Linked DNA regions of Mus musculus: region 1 is linked to region 2. The links are chromatin loops, found by intact Hi-C in ENCODE. Cell type or tissue: left cerebral cortex. All regions are shown on one strand. Each heading gives the region's core, and the rest is flanking DNA. Links, peaks and the distances in the headings are about the cores only. Region 1 overlaps Lcp1 (lymphocyte cytosolic protein 1). Region 2 holds the start of Zc3h13 (zinc finger CCCH type containing 13).

Evidence for each region. Hi-C counts contacts between places; a loop is a spot of excess contacts. Peaks named below come from ENCODE experiments on the same cell type or tissue, not always from the same donor. Only the 100,000 strongest peaks of a DNase experiment are listed, where the experiment ranks them.
Region 1: a loop joins it to region 2, with 2.7 times the contacts of the local background. A loop is called at or near these places in 3 of 42 quality-filtered maps.

What each region holds. Positions count from the first base shown.
Region 1 is chr14:75,199,070-75,207,407 of GRCm38, reverse strand. Lcp1 (lymphocyte cytosolic protein 1) reads right to left here. Exons shown (of 17, transcript NM_008879.4): 4 at 7,965-8,128; 5 at 6,899-7,028; 6 at 4,640-4,772; 7 at 2,762-2,843; 8 at 1,124-1,289. Among named protein-coding and RNA genes, the nearest start is that of Cpb2, 39 kb to the left of the region's middle. In left cerebral cortex, for the core only: no CTCF peak of the experiment used is centred there; no DNase peak of the experiment used is centred there.
Region 2 is chr14:75,280,689-75,289,012 of GRCm38, reverse strand. Cpb2 (carboxypeptidase B2 (plasma)) reads right to left here. Exons shown (of 11, transcript NM_019775.3): 11 at 5,458-5,782. The coding sequence ends at 5,598. It overlaps Zc3h13 (zinc finger CCCH type containing 13), which reads right to left and starts at 4,647. Exons shown (of 19, transcript NM_001359875.1): 1 at 4,348-4,647. Gm35679 (a long non-coding RNA gene) reads left to right here and starts at 6,833. Exons shown (of 3, transcript XR_874823.2): 1 at 6,833-8,324. In left cerebral cortex, for the core only: a CTCF peak has its summit at 4,765; DNase peaks (open chromatin) are centred at 4,182, 4,719 and 5,625; H3K4me3 peaks cover 2,357 bases; H3K27ac peaks cover 1,419 bases.

The sequences.
Region 1 (8,338 bases), core at 184-8,183, 81 kb after region 2:
ACTTGTGTGGCCCTTATTAAGAAACATGCCTGTCTACTCAATTGGACTATCATTGCTTACATATACTCTTTAGAAATTTTCCCTGTATTTTTTTTTTTTTTGCCACAGCACTAGGGATTTGAATCTATGGCCTTGTGCACGTGTGCGCGCGCACACACACACACACACACACACACACACACAATTCTATATCTATATCTATATCTATATCTATATCTATATCTATATCTATATCATCTATATCTATCTATCTATATCTATATCTAGTCAGGGTCTTATTTAATAGCTCAGGTTAGTCTTGAATTAACTCAAAAGTCAAGGCAGGGGTTAAGGCTGTGATTGTCCTGCTTTCCAAGGAGCTGAGACTATAGGTTGACGCCAGCAGGCCTGGCTTCAGTTCAGAATTTCAAAGCTCTATGTGTGATTTTTCTAATATTTTTTTAAAATGTATTTTATATTTAAGGTGTATAATATGTACTATATATCTAAATGTATACTGTATATATTTAAGGTGTATTTGTGTACCGATCACATTGGAACAGTGATGTGATTAATCAAGCATTAAATGTCTCATCAACTTACAGTTGCTTTGTTCTCTTTTCTTTGGGTGTTAAGCGTACCTAGAAATCCACTTTTTGCTAAACTATTGGCATGGGCTATAATAGGATCAACTGTAGCCCTAGGTCTCCAGATTCACCCACCCTGTATAAAGGCAACCTACAGCTTCCTTGATTGTCTAGATAAAATATAGACCAATCTCTCCCAGTCTGGTGCATTTGCCAAAGTATCTGAATGTGATTAGTCTCACAAAATAAAAGTTGTCTTGCTTGCTGTGAAGCCTCTGTAGACAATGTGTGCCAGGAAGCAGCTGCTGGCGATGGGGTTCCAGGCACATGGAGCTATATATTCTAAAGCATTACTGCTAGTCTGTGGGGTCTAAAAGCCTTTGCGTTGTCATCTTAAAAGTCTGGTTTCATGGATAAGGTCTGCTACTTTAATACCAAGGACTCAGTATAACTGAGTGGTTTTCTCAGCTGGAGAATGCCTAATGTCTTCCTCCAGCCACCAATACACACAGCGTTAGAAAGCCGTGCTGATCACAGCCTCTGACACTTTCTCTTACCTTCATTTCTGCTGAGTTCAATGTCAGCAAACAACCCAATCTTGATGACTTGCCACAAAAGTCCCAGGACCAGGTAAGGCTTGCCCTCCTTCAGGTCCTCGGCCCCTATATTAACCACGTGGCACCCAATGGCAGAGGCAGAGTTCAGAGCCAAGTTCAAGTTTTCCTGAGGGAGGGAAAAGTATGCAAGCTTAGTTCCTTCATTTTGCCAGTGCCAAATGATTCCTGATTAGCATCAGCGGTGACATTGTCCTTCTGGAATGGTTACAGACCCAGAGGCAAGATCTGTACTAGTCTTAACCCCCAGGAAAAGCAGTAAAATAATGATGGGAGAAGACCTAATAACCCACGGTACTGAGCTAATGCAATGGCCTACCCAATCAAACCAGTACCCAGTGTGGAAGACCCATTCTGGCGTGAGATTAATGAATCTTATGCTCTTCTATTTTGCACTCTGATGAAGCCTATACACTCAGAGCCTCCATTAGCTGGAGGAAGTCATTGTCCTGTCACAGCCTATGGCTAAGAAGACAACTGTTGATGTAAATTAGGGTCATAAAAAAGAACAACACAATAACCTTTTGATTTGCAAATTTAATGTCATGGAAAGAAATGCCCCCCCCCCCATATAAATCAATCCCCAGAAAAGATGGATGGGTTTTTAACAGAACAAGTTACTGAGTCTCCATGACGATTACCAGAAAGCCTGCATCTGCACACAGGCCTGAGGCTCCAGGATGCTATACTAACCTTGCATCTACTGTAACTTATACACAGCTAGAATCGTTGGAGTGTTCTCAGTCTCTGGGCCTTATTTTTGGTCCCATGAAGGAAGAGGTTAAGTGTCAGAGACGTAGACAAGCTTTGTTGTTTGTGTGATGAATTAATAACAAAACAAACTCCACCAGAAAGCCCTTGCTGACCATTTAAAAAATAGTAAATAAAAATATTGTTTCTATTATAGCCAAGTTTATGAGTAAAAATACCATTAAGAGCATTTCCATGCATTCAATTACTGTTCCCAGCTTGGTTACACGTCTCTTTTAAAAGTACACAGGGTTGCTTGTGTCCAAACAAGAGATAATGTACTATTCATGATTTAAGGTATTAGACATGGTTTCTGAGCTACCGAATTAGAATAATGTTAAAATATTGGAACATAAGATAGAAATGCGGCTGCTTATTTCCTGCTAGTGACTATTTTGGTTAATCAGCAAACGGAGGGCTAGGAGCAGGTTGCATTTATTCCACTCTGGGCTGCGTCAGCAGTGCCATGGAGGCCTCCAGAGCATTTCCTGGGTTTCATCCTCTCCCTTGCCTAGAAAGGCTTTTCTTGTCAGCTAACGCTACACATTTGGCAGTAACTCAAGAAAAAACTGTTAAGAAAAACAATTCATCCAATAGGAATTTGATTCTTAAGTGGCCGAAACAAACCCGGCTACTAACACACACCAGCCTCCTTTCTTGACTGCCACACCAATAAAACCTAAGACACAGATGTGTGCTTCTTTCTCCTGGTTGTAAGACACCATTAGCCAAGGCCTAGGTGTGGGGAATGAAGAATGAGCTGACACTGCTATGATGATGTTCATTCACACCGGGCCAGCGCCACCCTTGGGGAGCTGTGGGGAGACCCACCTGAATGGTGAATGGTGTGAGCTTTTTCTTGTTGATCGTTCTCTCGTCAATCGTGTCTGGCACAGACAGGTTGATCATTTTACTAAAAGAGAAGGAATCAAATGAAAGAAAGCAGCCCTCTGAGGAACAGAACTCCATGAGGTTGGATTTAAATTCGAGCAGGACCCTGACTGAACATGCCAGCAACACATTTTTCATACATGGTGTATGAGAGTTATACCACTGTGGTTAGATTCACCCACAGTGTTCATGAGGCTATCACAATGCACTGTGGTAAGAAGGGAGGTCCTGCTTGCTTCGCTTACCTAAGCTGTAAAAGTGCACTGGTTCCCTTAGAAAAATGGCTATCAACCTTCCTAATGCTACCGACCCTTCAGTACAATTCCTCATGTGGTGGTGACCCCCAACCATAAAATCATTTCATTGCTACTTCATAACTATAATTTTCCTATGTTTATGGATCATAATGTAAATAGCTGATATGTGACCCCCAAAGGTCATGGACCACAGGTTGAGAATCACTCCCTTAAAACATCATTGAATTCTCAGTGGGTGATTAAAACAGATGCCCTCCCCTCCCGACTTTCTCAGCCTTATACATGTCCCCATGATATGCAAGAAATTGTCCTTTTCTGGGGTTATAGGTCTACATTTTCTATTTGAAACCTGATCAATACCTTTAACTAAACATATAATGGCTCATCCTAACATTCTGCAGTCATTTGATCAATGTTCGATGAGTTTTCCTCACTTAAGTATCTAGTACAGTGATCAGACATCTAGAACAAGCAATTGCTGTTTATGAAAAACTGATGTTGTCCAAGGTATTCTTTGTTTAACCCTCAACAGGGCATAAAAAAATTTCCATTAGTAACCTCTATTATATTTTTTTTTTAAATGAGCATAGAAAACAAATCTCCAAAAGGCAGCCAGCCGTGGTGGTTTAGGACATAATCTTAGCTACTCAGGAGGCTGAAGCAGGAGGATCACAAGTCCAAGATCTGTCTGGGCGAGAGAAGAGGTTCAAGGCCAACCCAACCACCTTATTGAGACCCTCAACATTGTAAATGAATAAAATGGAGGCCGGAATGTGGCTCAGTGGGTGGGAGAGTCTGAGTTTGTCATGCTAGGGCAAAAAGGTACAAAAGGAACAAAACCAAAAACATTTAAACAATTTTACTTATTGTTGTGTGTGTGTGAGAGAGAGTAGCATGTGTCACTGTGCATGTGTGGAAGTCAGAGAACAACTTGCAAGGGCCAGTTCTCTCCTCCTGAGGTTGAATTCAGGTCCTCAGGCCTGCTGTAAGGTACCTTGACCCACTGACCGATCTTACCATGCCCCAGAAAGCAAATCAAAAAAGAACACTGGAAAATGTGAGTAACCATTTCCTTTTAGTGAGAAATCAGTTTTCAATCAACTATCTTTTTCAGTTACATTTGAACATGTATTCTCATAACATTGCTGTATGTGCATATGTGTGTCTCTACGTGAACATCCATATATATTTAAAATTAACTTCTAGGGCTCTGTCTCCTTTCGCCAATCTATCTGCCATCTGGGTAGGTCACACTCAGAAGCAGCAGAGTGGCTCGTCCCTCCCCCCCCCACGCCCCCAGATTACGTGCTGTGTCTCCATTTACAAAGCTTATCTTTACTTTGTATCTCTTCTCTCCACTGAAACAACAGTAGTTTTATGGATTTCACTACAATTAGCTTCTGAGGTTAGTTTACTCCCCTGTACCCTATCAAGTGGATTCCGTTAAGGCAACTCTACTCATGTGTGAGTCACAAAAGAAGTGGCCTATGGCAAATACACTTAGCTGCTGCTACACCAAAAAGGGGGATTCTATGGAAATCAAGGGAGAGTCTTCATTTACCAAAGAACTATGCCATCGCCTACAGCATTGAAGAGATCGTCGGTGTTGGGGTTCATGGGGATGACATGCCGGCAGTCGGGGTCATTCTCCAGGGCTTTGTTTATCCAGTTGACAAAGGCATACTTTTCTTCCTCTATAGATAAAGAATGTAAATGTCTTACACACAGGATGAAAACCAGACAAAGACATTCTCCACATGGACCCCACATTCTCATGCCCAAGAGAGACACTGCCAGGCCAACATCTTATCATCCTGTATTTACTGCTTTTGAAAATCAGAGGTCCTTTAAGAACCAGGCACTGGATCTAGTTATAAAGATGCAATTAAAGATTTAGGACAACATTTTAAAAATGCACATGTTATATTTGAATGATGATAAATAATATGTATTTCTGTGGGTATAAGTATAAATGTGATTTGGTATTTACAGGCTTAAACTCAGGATCCTGCCTGTGTTGCCTGCTGATTTAGATGCTGTTTGTCAGGGATAATCACTGGGGTATCGCTGGGCTTTTTATGGTTAGAATGAGACCGCTAGGAAGTGAAATCACCTGGGATAGATTCTTCCTTCCTACAAGCAAAGCTGCAAGGAGTTGATCTCACAGGTCTTAGTAAAACCTGAAGCTCTCTGCCTTCTCCCCAGCACCATGTTTTGTAAATTGCCTGTCACTGAAAACAAGTGTCTCTCGGAGGAATTCTGAGCTGTCGAAGGTGGAAGGCTGCATAGTGAATCCCTGTTCTGCAGATTCATGATGCACTTTCACACGGTCAAAGCTTGGACAAGTCTTAGACTTAAAGATACAAAGCTAGATGCGATTGGGTACATTCAGAACCCTGCAAGCTAAAACTGGCCAGATAAGCTAAGCCCACGGGTGCAATAATGGCACAGATTGTTATGGGGCAACCAACTACCTTTTAAAAATTGGGTCTAAGATCCACTTTATGAGGTAGGACCCATACCTGGTAGTGTTAAAGGAGCCAAGAACCTGTGGCTGGTTAGGCCACAGGCCCTAGGAGAGAACGCAGTATTCTGCTAAATGGGCATAGTATGAAACCAATTCTCATGACATATTGCTACAATTTTAGATCAGAGCACCTCTCAATCCGTATAGGAGGAGCTTCCAGTAAATGGCAAGTAACACAGAGATCCCTAACTGATCAACCTGCAGAGAACATGAGACCGTGGAATGCTGGGCCCTAAATGGGACATACATGCCACACCCCTACCCTCAAGGCTCAGGTTCTCAGAAGAGGGAGTGGAAAAATTCTAAGAGCCAGAGGTGGTTGCCGACATCAAGGAAACAGTGTTTACCAGACACAACTGTTGCACCTATGAATACAGTGATTGTGACAGCATGCAGAAGACCTAAGCAAGCTGGAGGCAGATAAAATCCCAGCATAGAAGTGGGAAGGTGTGCATGAAACCCCACCACTGCCTGAAGAGGAGGTGAGTCCATTCTCTCTAAGGTGACAATCACACACATCCCCATGACCCATTCCCAAGACAACGTGGGAGAAAGAAAAAGAAGAAGAAATCTCAAAAGAGAGTGGGAAGGGATGGAGGAGAGGAACATAACCATTGTTATGGGAGGAGCTGGAGGAGGAGTATATATGTTTAAAATACCTTGTATAAATGTCTCAAAGAATGAATAAACAGAATATATTTTGAATAAGAAAGGCTAAACTTTGTCTTAGCAACTGCAAACAGTGCCTATCCACAAACTTATCTTTGACATTGAATCATCCTTTAAAAAAACTGAACTTTAAGACGAGTTAAGCAACCACAGCATTCGGACTATTAGAAGCGTCCATTAAGGCTGCTCCGTGTTAGCCTTTGGAATAAATATAAAACTCCTTTTTTCAATCAATATTTTTTGACCACTCAGCGTTAAGAATAATCATGATATTGAAGATGAAGACTCTAAAAGGGCCAATTTTGCCCATAAAGTTTTTAAAGGAGATTTGGCAGCGTTTAAAGCAAATTTTAAATGCAAATGAGGTCACTCCGTACAGGAAGCTCCCTGGGGCTCAGGCAGTTCCTGGGTCCTGTGCCTGGAACTGGTCCACTCCTACAGGGGAAGATGGGTCTCCATCCAGGTGGGTGTGCTTGCTTCTTTGCTTTTAGCCCTTTGGTTTGCATAGCAAATATCGACTCTACAACCCCAGACAGCTGGGTCCTTCCTCCTCACTGTATCCTTTGCCAGTCTTCTCTCAACTCACACATTCTTCCTCTGCCCCCGCCCATCAGCACAGCTTACCTGAGTAAGAGTGCTGGGTACCAACGCTGGACTGCTCAGAGGTGCCGCCAATCGCACAGATCCCTTCCTTCTTGTTGATAGCTTTTCGGAAGGTTTTGGCAACCTCGGTGCTTTTTAAGCCATGGAAGACCTGTTAAAAACATGTTTGGTTCATTTGGTTTTGATTTTGATTTTTTTGTTTGTTTGTTTGTTTGTTTGACCAACTCTTTGTTACACAGTTTATGCTGGCCTGGTGCTTACTATGTATCCCAGGCTGGCCTTGAACTCAAAAAAAATCCTCTTGCCGGGCAGTGGTGGCGCATGCCTTTAATCCTAGCACTTGGGAGGCAGAGACAGGTGGATTTCTGAGTTCGAGGCCAGCCTGGTCTACAAAGTGAGTTCCAGGACAGCCAGGGCTATACAGAGAAACCCTGTCTCGAAAAACCAACCAACCAAACAAACAAACAAACAAAACCCCAAATCCTCTTGCCTTAGGTTCCCAAGGGCAGGGATTAAGGAGGTGGGCACTGTGGTGGTTTGAATATGTGTGGCCCCATAGATTTATGTGTTTGAATGCTTGTCCCATAGGGAGTGGCACTATTAGGATGTGTGGCCTTGGAGTAGGTGTGGTCTTGTTGGAGAAAGTGGTCACTGTAGGGGTTGGCTTTGAGGTCTCCTGTGCTCAAGCTATGCCTAGTGTGACACACAGTCTCCTTTTCCTGCCTTTAGGACAGGATGCAGAACTCTCAGCTCCTTCTACAGCACCATGCCTGCCTGGATGCTGCCATGCTTCCCACAAAGATTATAATGGTCTGAACCTCTGAAACTGTAAGCCAGCCTCAATTAAATGCTTTCCTTTGTAAGGGTGGCTGTGGTCAGCGTGTCTTTTTACAGCAATAACACCCTAACCTAGACACACACCCAGGTAGATTAAGACATTTTTAGAAACTCAAGCTGTAGTCAAGGAAACCACAAAGGTAAGAACTGTACCAACGAGCCAGGAAGGGACGGATCGCCTCTCTGGATGTTTGTTGACACTGAGTTCAAGTTTCAAGTGCATGGCCTTGAATTCAGTATCATTGCTCACCTTGATAAACTCATCAAAGCTGATCTTTCCATCTTGGTCCAGATCACCTGTGGCCATCAGGTTTTCTGTGATTTCTCTCACTCGGTACCCAGGCAGAGGCAGGCAGGCGGCCTTGAACAAGTCATTTAGCTCATTGCAGCTGATGTATCCGTTGCCATCGGTATCTGTGACACAAAGGATAGAGTGAAGCTCTAAGGTAACTCGGGTGCAGTCTTTAGAAAGGCAAAGGGATACTAGAGGATGGGTGGAGCTGGAGAAAGATGACCAGGCATGGGTCTGACCCAGATAGAGGCAGAAACCTGCCAGGAGGCCTATTGCTCTTGGATCTAGACAGTCACATCACTTCCAACACCCACAGTAAAAGACTAATTCTA
Region 2 (8,324 bases), core at 325-8,324:
GCCACAAAGGTATTTGTGATGCTGTTCTTGTTTGTCAACTTGACTATATCTGGAATAAGTAAAACTCAAGGGGCTAGGTACATCAGTGCGAAATTTTCCTTGACTGAGATTTATAAAGTGGGAAGACCTATCTAAATCCAGATGTTTTGAGGTAGGAAGATCTACCTTAAATCTAGACCACACCTTCTTGTGGCAGCTTATATAAAGGACAAAAAGGAAGTGTTTGTTCTTTGCCTGCCATATACTGAAGATCAGCTGAGACCTGCAGCCTTGTGCACTGAACGACCACTTAATTCTTGGACTTTCCATTGGACAGCCACTGTTGGACAAGCTGGACTTCAGCCTAAATACTACCCATCATTCCTCTATAGCAGTAGTTCTTGACTCAGAGATGAGTTGCATATCAGAGAGCCAGCATATCAGATATTTACACTATGATTCATAATGGTAGCAAAATTATAGTTATGAAGTATGAACAAAATAATGTTATGATTGGGTGGCCACTTTATTACAGGGTCACAGCATAGGAAGGCTGAGAAGCACTGCTCTAGTGAATCCTGATTAAACACTATTTATTCCTATAGTTGAAGTACTGATCTTCTGCCATCTCCTTTCTTGGTCTTCTAAGGGACCCCAGTTTGCCTTGCTCTACTATGTCTTTACCGCTGTCATTCCATTTAGACATCACTGCTCTCCTCCCTGACCTGCTGCAGTGCATGGCTTCACAGCTTCTCTCTGATCCTGGATGTCTAGAGCCCACTGGAATGTTACACCAATGAAGGAAGAGCTACAGATCCCAACACATAAGCCACACCAGGCTGGGCTTGTACTTTTACCAGTGACAAGCTACTTCCCATACAAACACTGCTTTTACAGATGGCATGAAGAATGACTCAAGAGTCACCTGCAGGGGCTGCAGAGGTGGCTCAGCAGTGAAAAGCCCTTGTTGCTCTTGTAGAGGACCACTGTTCAACTCCCAGCACCCACATGGTAACTCACAACCATCCATAGCTCCAGTTCCAGGGGATCCAAGACCCTCTTCTGGCCTCCTCAGGCACCAGGCACACATGTGGTGCACATACATACATCCGGACAAAACACTCATATACATAAAACAAAAATAAAATAAGCAATTCTAAAAACAAAAGAGCTCACACCTATAGGGTCATTTCCCAACTACTACTCAGCCTTCCAAACTAAGGGGGAAAGAAATACAATGAAATAAAAGATATATCCTTTTGCCTTAGAATCCTACAGGATTCTGTCCTACAATTACACTGTATTTTGGTAACAGGTCTAGATTAGAGAGAGGACTATAACATGAGGCACAAAAAGTAAAATTAAGAATGAAAGATATCCACCTAGAATGAATCTTCCTGCTTCGGCTTCTTAGATTCTGGATCAATGGTTCTGGAATGAACACCTCTGATCATTTGCTAAGGGTTGGATGAATGCCTCTCCCCCTGCAGAGACTGTCAGTAAAGCCTTGGTCCTCAGCGTGGTGGTAGCAGGAGGTGCTATGGACCTTTTAAGAGGTAAGGCATAACAGGAAATCCTTGCATCATGAGGCAAAGGGATACTTTCAAAGGAGGTTGAAAAACTAATCTGTTCATCTCTACCTCTAAGTCCACTTTGTAGTTGTGCTACACACCAAAGAACCCAAAGCAATGGATCCAACCTTGGACATAAATCTCTATAGCCATAAGTCAAAATAAGCTTTCTTTTCTTCCTATGTATCCTGTATAAAGAATTTCATTACAGTAATACAACTGATTAATATATCGTCAACCTAAGAACTTCTACTAGCAATCCACAATATGATATTATCCTCAACACTAGTAATCACACAGTTACAACTTTGCACGAATAAATGCTTTCTGTTTGCACAGAAGATAGTATAGTTTAAAATCTCATTTGTCAGAAAATAAATATATAATCTGCAATACACCAAAAAAATTCTGTTTCATATATTAAGCCATTTAACTCAAAACCATGTAATCACTGATGTTTTGAAAGCTCAAAAATTCCCATCCTAAATGCTGGGTTCACAAAGAAAGATGAATACTACAAAAGAGTAGAATTTAAATTTGATTAAAAGTCAAAAACCATTAATGAGACAGATATGAGTATTTCAAAGTGGAAGAGAACTATCAGACATAAAGAACCAGAATTGTAGATGCCAATGTCTTTCCAATCAGAGACTGTAAACCAACCACTTATTATTAAACTGACTCTTGCCTGAAGATGTTCCTCCATTTGGTATTCAAATTATTCTTTGGTTAAGGCTATCACCACCTATTTCTTCCATCTTTCTCAAATACAAGAGTTATCAAAACCAAATGACTATGCAGTTGTTTTCCTTTATCTAGTCTCCTCTGGAGTGTAATAAATATTTGGAACTTTCATCATCTCCTTTCAATTAAAAAAAAAAAGGAAGAAAATTCAAATTCAGGGACAATAATACTGAGCCTATTAAGAGAAAATACATCTCAAATATGAGAACTGCTCCCCTTCTTCAGGGAACAATATACTCTGAGTTCCATACCATCAACCTGGCTGAGAAAGGAGCATGGCAGAGGTGGCTCTTCTTGAATAAGTAATTACTTTCAAGGCCTCTTAAATTTTGTTAATAAAAAATATGCTAATTGTGAATTCCCTTATCCTAAATGTTTAAAACCAGGTATATTTTGGATTCAAATCCTGTTAAGCTAAATATATGTGTGTGTGTGTGTATATGTATAAGTAATATATACATATAATACATATATGTATCTTTAAAAAAGACCAAGATTTAAATTCAAAATTTATGCTTAATACAATATAAATTAACACTAATGACTTAATATAATGTATTGATATAAAAGTCATACTGTGCTTTAGTATTCTAAATTTATATTACAGACATTAAACTGAGGTAAGTGTCTCCAGTCTAGACATTAATCAGGCCCAATCCAGATAAGCTTCTGAGATCAGGTGTTCAGGGTGATACGGCCTGCTGAGAACAGAGAATATACTCAGAATAAAGGTTAGTGTTCACTCCAAGTCACCAGTAAACAGAAAGCAAATAAAGAAGCTGTATCCCTGGATTGAACATATCCAGGAAAACAAAAACAAAAACAAAGCAACACAAAACAACAACAAAAAACCCAAAAACCAAAACTACACTGTGTACAAACCTTATTTACATTATTTAAAATTAGCATAAAGTACTTTTATAGGATTTACATTGCACTATGTATTAGAAGTATAGAGATGATTGAAGGCATATAAAACATCGTTTTCCAGAAGGGATTTGAGTTTCTGCACATTTAGGTATCTGAGTCACCCCCTATGTGTTGGTATCAACTACATCCTACCAGATGCTCACACTGAAACTCAAGTTTCAGGGCACAACCGTTTGCACAGAAATTGTGACATTCCTACATCAGCTTGCTAAGTCTCCAGATGAAACTGTCATCTGATATAATCTAACTAAGAAGTTGGAGGTTATTTAAAAATTTATACGTCTGTGTTGCGAAATATTGTTGTTTGGATTCTAAAGCTAGTAATGTTAAGTACTACATAGCAAAACTAAGCATATAGGCAGAGCCGCATAGTGATCTGGACTAACTAAATAAACATATCACAGACTTTTAAACCCTTAAATGCCAAACTTAAAGGTCCAACCTTTTCAAATTATTTTTTTTTGAAATTCACAAACCAGGAGAGACTGTGCACGCCCATAACTGAAAGAGTTCAAATTATCTGAAGACTCCTAATAAAACGAATTAACTTAAGATACTGCCTCTCACAAGCAAGATCCTACCAATATCATCCAAGTATTTTCTTCAACTCTGAATACTTTTCCAGCCACATAAATGTCAACCTGCTTAGCAAGTGATACTGCCAGATATATCTTCTCCTTTCGTTCCAGCTTCCCGTTGCCTGGGAGTATAAAGATAAAACAGTACTCCTACACTCCCAATAGTATTTACTGCAGCCGGGAAATAAGCAAGACCAGGAACAATCAAAAGGACTCTCCTTTCTTCAATAGATCTGGAATACGTGAAGAAGGCAACTCTAAATCCAAGAAACACAACTGCTGCATCCTTTCACCACACACAAATGCGACCACCACACCACGGTATCCGAGTCCGCCTGCTTCCTGACACAGACTGCAGAATCACAACTGGAGCAACAGCCAGATCTAACACCAAGAGCCTCTGCAGAGTCAAGGGTGGGATGCTCAAACAGCGTTCAGAAACACAAGCAGCACAGAACAAGGCGAGCGAGGATGGAGGCCACAGCGCAGGACGCCCACACGAGCCGGGTCCAACGCCTCTTCCCATCCGCTCCCCGAACGCTTACCTCCTCTCCAAGCACCCTTGTAAGCGCAGTCTTCAGGACGTCCCTGACGCCTCAGCTCCGGCTGTCCCCGCGCCCGGCCCCGGGAGGACGACCAAGAGGACGTGCACGCGCGGCTCCCAGGGGCCGGCCCTCCTCAAGCGGGGCGGACGCCGGGAACAGGGAGCAGCGGAGCCGCCCGGATCTTCTCCCAGCTCTGGAGAGCTCCGGACACGAGACGAGAGACGCACAGAAGCCACTGCAGAGCAACGCTAAGACCACAACTCTGCCTGGCCGCTACACTGGCAGCATCTAAAAGCCGACGGAAGTCGCGAGTTTGCCCGACTCCTCCGCAGGCAAGGCAGCTTCCGGCCCCCAGATTAGTCGTCATCGAGTAAGCCCCGCCCCTCTCAGACCACGCCCCCTCGCGTCCGACGCGAGGGCAGTGCGGAGTGTGTTCCTGACGCCTGTTTACTAAGGTCTGGGGACACGGAGTCAGCGTGGGAGGACGGAGATTCTCAGTTGACTGAGATTCTGGTTTTCACCGTTTTCCATCGCATAAAGTGCTACTTTGTTTCGGCAGTAACCACCAGCCTGGTGCGTTTCGAAGCTGCAGATTTTGACAACCGCCCGTCCCCCGCCTGGGCCTGAAGCTGGAGCAGAAATGCACGGATTGCGTTTTCAAGAACAAGAGCAGAGACTGATTAAAATTTTAGGGTGCAAACCCTTGAGGTGCTACAGAGTGCCTTTGCTTTTCCTGCTTGGATCCAATGATCTCCGTAGATTTAGGGTAAAAGTTGCTTAGGAGGAGCTGGAGAGATGGCTCCAGCCGTTAAAAGCGGTTGCAGCTCTTTCAGAGACCAGGTTTGACTCCCATCCCCCACGTGACTGCTGACCACCTTCTGTAACCTTCAGTAACAGCGGTTCCCCATTTTCTTCTGGCCTCTGATGGGGGTCCAGCATAAACCTGGTGCTTAAACTCACACCCTCACGCCCCACCACACACACAGTACATCTTAAAACTGCTTAAGATAGCTGTTCATCATAAATCAAGGGACGGTGGGGTGGGACCAGTAGCTAACCTCTTAGAATAAAAATAATAAAAATAAAAATGTTAAAATACACAGGGGGCCATTTTCACTCTTAAGCTCAAAGTAGTGTGCTTTTTATTCTTCAACAAAACCAAGGAAACTGATTCAACTTAGAAGCTAATGCAACAGTTAAGTGTTGCTGAAATCAATAAAATAAAAATAATGAGAGCGGAGGTTAGGGCATTAAGTGTTCCTGATGACATGCCAAACTATTTTAGAGATGGCGGCCAAAGCTTCTGCACAAGTGGGTTTGATGTATCTCTCAGGCAGCAAGAATCCGTATCTGCCTGTATCTCGGAGCTCAATTGTAAACGAATATTTGATGCCCAAATCATAGATCCAATCGTCAGAACCTCCAGGAGCTAGATCTAAAAGAGACACAAAATATATTTATTTCATAGCAACAAACACTTTATTTCATTGTAGAAACGAAAATAGCTTCCTTCTGGATGTTACCTAAATTTCTTATCTGAAAGTTGTAGTCATCTAAAAGAAACCATGTTAAGAAAGAAAACACATGTTGCCCAGAACTCAACAATAATCTGATTAAGGAGTGATAACTGCCAATAACATTTTAGTACATTTTACAGTGCATGTACTTTCTGTCTTAATTTGTAACATTTCTGGAAGTAATTATTGTAACATTACCAAATGTATCATTATTGTGTTTGAATAGACATTATTTTGAGTCATTTTAAGGGATTGCATTGTAAACTATAGTTGATTCAAATAATTTTGTTGATAAATAACTTAGTTTCTTTAGAATGAGCACCATTGTCCATAAATCAATGTTTCCTACTTCAGTAGCTTTTCTAGAGTTAAAGTTCCTTGACTAAAGTGGTGTACCTTTTACAGTTACCACACTTGTCACCAAGTACTAATCAAAAGAATGGAACCTCTCTCCTCCCAGGAGAGTGTCAGCATACCCAACTGGCAGCTTCTGCACCATGGGCAAGAATCTTGCATCCTGTCAGTTTTCTGGGAAGAAGAAGAAGGAGGAGGAGGAGGAGGAGGAGGAGGAGGAGGAGGAGGAGGAGGAGGAGGAGGAGGAGGAAGAAGAAGAAGAAGAAGAAGAAGAAGAAGAAGAAGAAGAAGAAGAAGACGACGACGATGACGAGGAGGAGGAGGGAGAGGAGGAGGAGGAGGAGGAGGAGGAGGAAGAAGAAGAAGAAGAAGAAGAAGAAGAAGAAGAAGAAGAAGAAGAAGAAGAAGAAGAAGAAAGAAAGAAAGAAAAGAAGAAGCAATTGTCTTTGATTTAGATTTCTTTATCAATGGATTGCATACATTTTTATATTCATTTTTATATTTTTTCTATCAATTTTCTTGATTGCTTTTTTTTTGCTGCGGGTGGGGGGCATTCGAGACAGGGTTTCTCTGTGTAGCCCTGGCTGTCCTGGAACTCACTTTGTAGACCAGGCTGGCCTCAAACTCAGAAATCCGCCTGCCTCTGCCTCCCAAGTGCTGGGATTAAAGGCATGTGCCACCAACCACCCTGCCTAGCCTCTTGATCACTTTTCTACATGGTTAATTTCATATGCTGTTTGTAAGAACTGCATTACTGTCATGAAATCTATGTAAAGTGTGAGGTTTTTCTCACTCAAATTCTTAGCTTATGGCGGGGTTATTTGTGCTTTAATATTTGATCAGTTTGGCATTTATTTTAGTGAAAATGTATTAGTAACTCAATTCAATTTTTATTCTTAGTGGCCTGTGAGATTTTCCAGGGCTGATAATTAAATATGGTTTGAAATGCCTCCTCTATAACATACTAGGTCTCCTTATATATTTGAATATCTTCCTGTGCCTGTTATTCCCGTCCAGTGACCTGCCTCTTCTAGGCTTAGTTCCACACCATCCTAATTATCCTATGTTTATAATATGCTTGAGAGCTCAGTGGGGTCAAATGTCTCTTATTAGCCTTACTTTTAGCATTTTACAAATTCCTCTACCATATGCATGCTTCCAAATAAACTTCAAAATCATGTCAGGATTAATAAAAGTACATCAAATATACAAATCAATTTATGGAATGGTCACTATTGTTTCCCCATCACAAAGCATGTAGGCTTCCTTCAAAATTAGTTAAGTGTCACAGGACTGCATCAACTACACAAAACAATTTAGGAAAAAATTTAATAGTGTTTTCCTAGTACCCAAAACATGTAGACATCTCCTGTTATTTGACTTTAAGTATGTCTTAGGATTTTTTTTTGTAGTTGCCACATATATGTTGTGTGTCTATGTATACACATACATGCATTTAACAACTCAAGTATAGCCTGGGCTGGCCTCATACTCTCCATATAACCCAGAATGTCCCTGAACTCTTAATTCTCCTGCTTCTTGAGTGCTGGGATTATAGATGGTTTATACAGAATTTCTAATATTTTTTAAATATCTATCAATAGTGGATGTATTCAGTCATCCATAGATATTTCTAATAATTATGATCAACAAACACCTAACATTTATAGTTCCAGCTCTTATCCTATGAGTACACACACACACACCCTAGGTGAATTAGTGTGTGGAAATTGCCTATGTTAACAAGGCAGCCATGGGCCAACAACACCAAAGGTATGTGGCCCAATCTGATAGACAGCTCCAGGAAGGACTAAAGATAAAGGAAGAAGGATTGGACTTGCTGCTAATAAAGAATTTGATAATTTACAGGGGTATTGAAACAAAGCAACTGTTGTTATAGCCATGGGTCAATCATATTTGAGACCCTGGGCTTTCCCTATGGTGCCTCAAAATCTTTTTCATGCCTTTATTCAACATCTTTCACTATCATCTGGCAGCTACTTAATAGTTCTTCTCCAAGGAATTCCACTTATGGAGGGGCACCTTGCCAGACCACTTTAGCCTCGTAGCTTCTCTCGGCTACAGTCATTCCCAGCCCTTTTATTT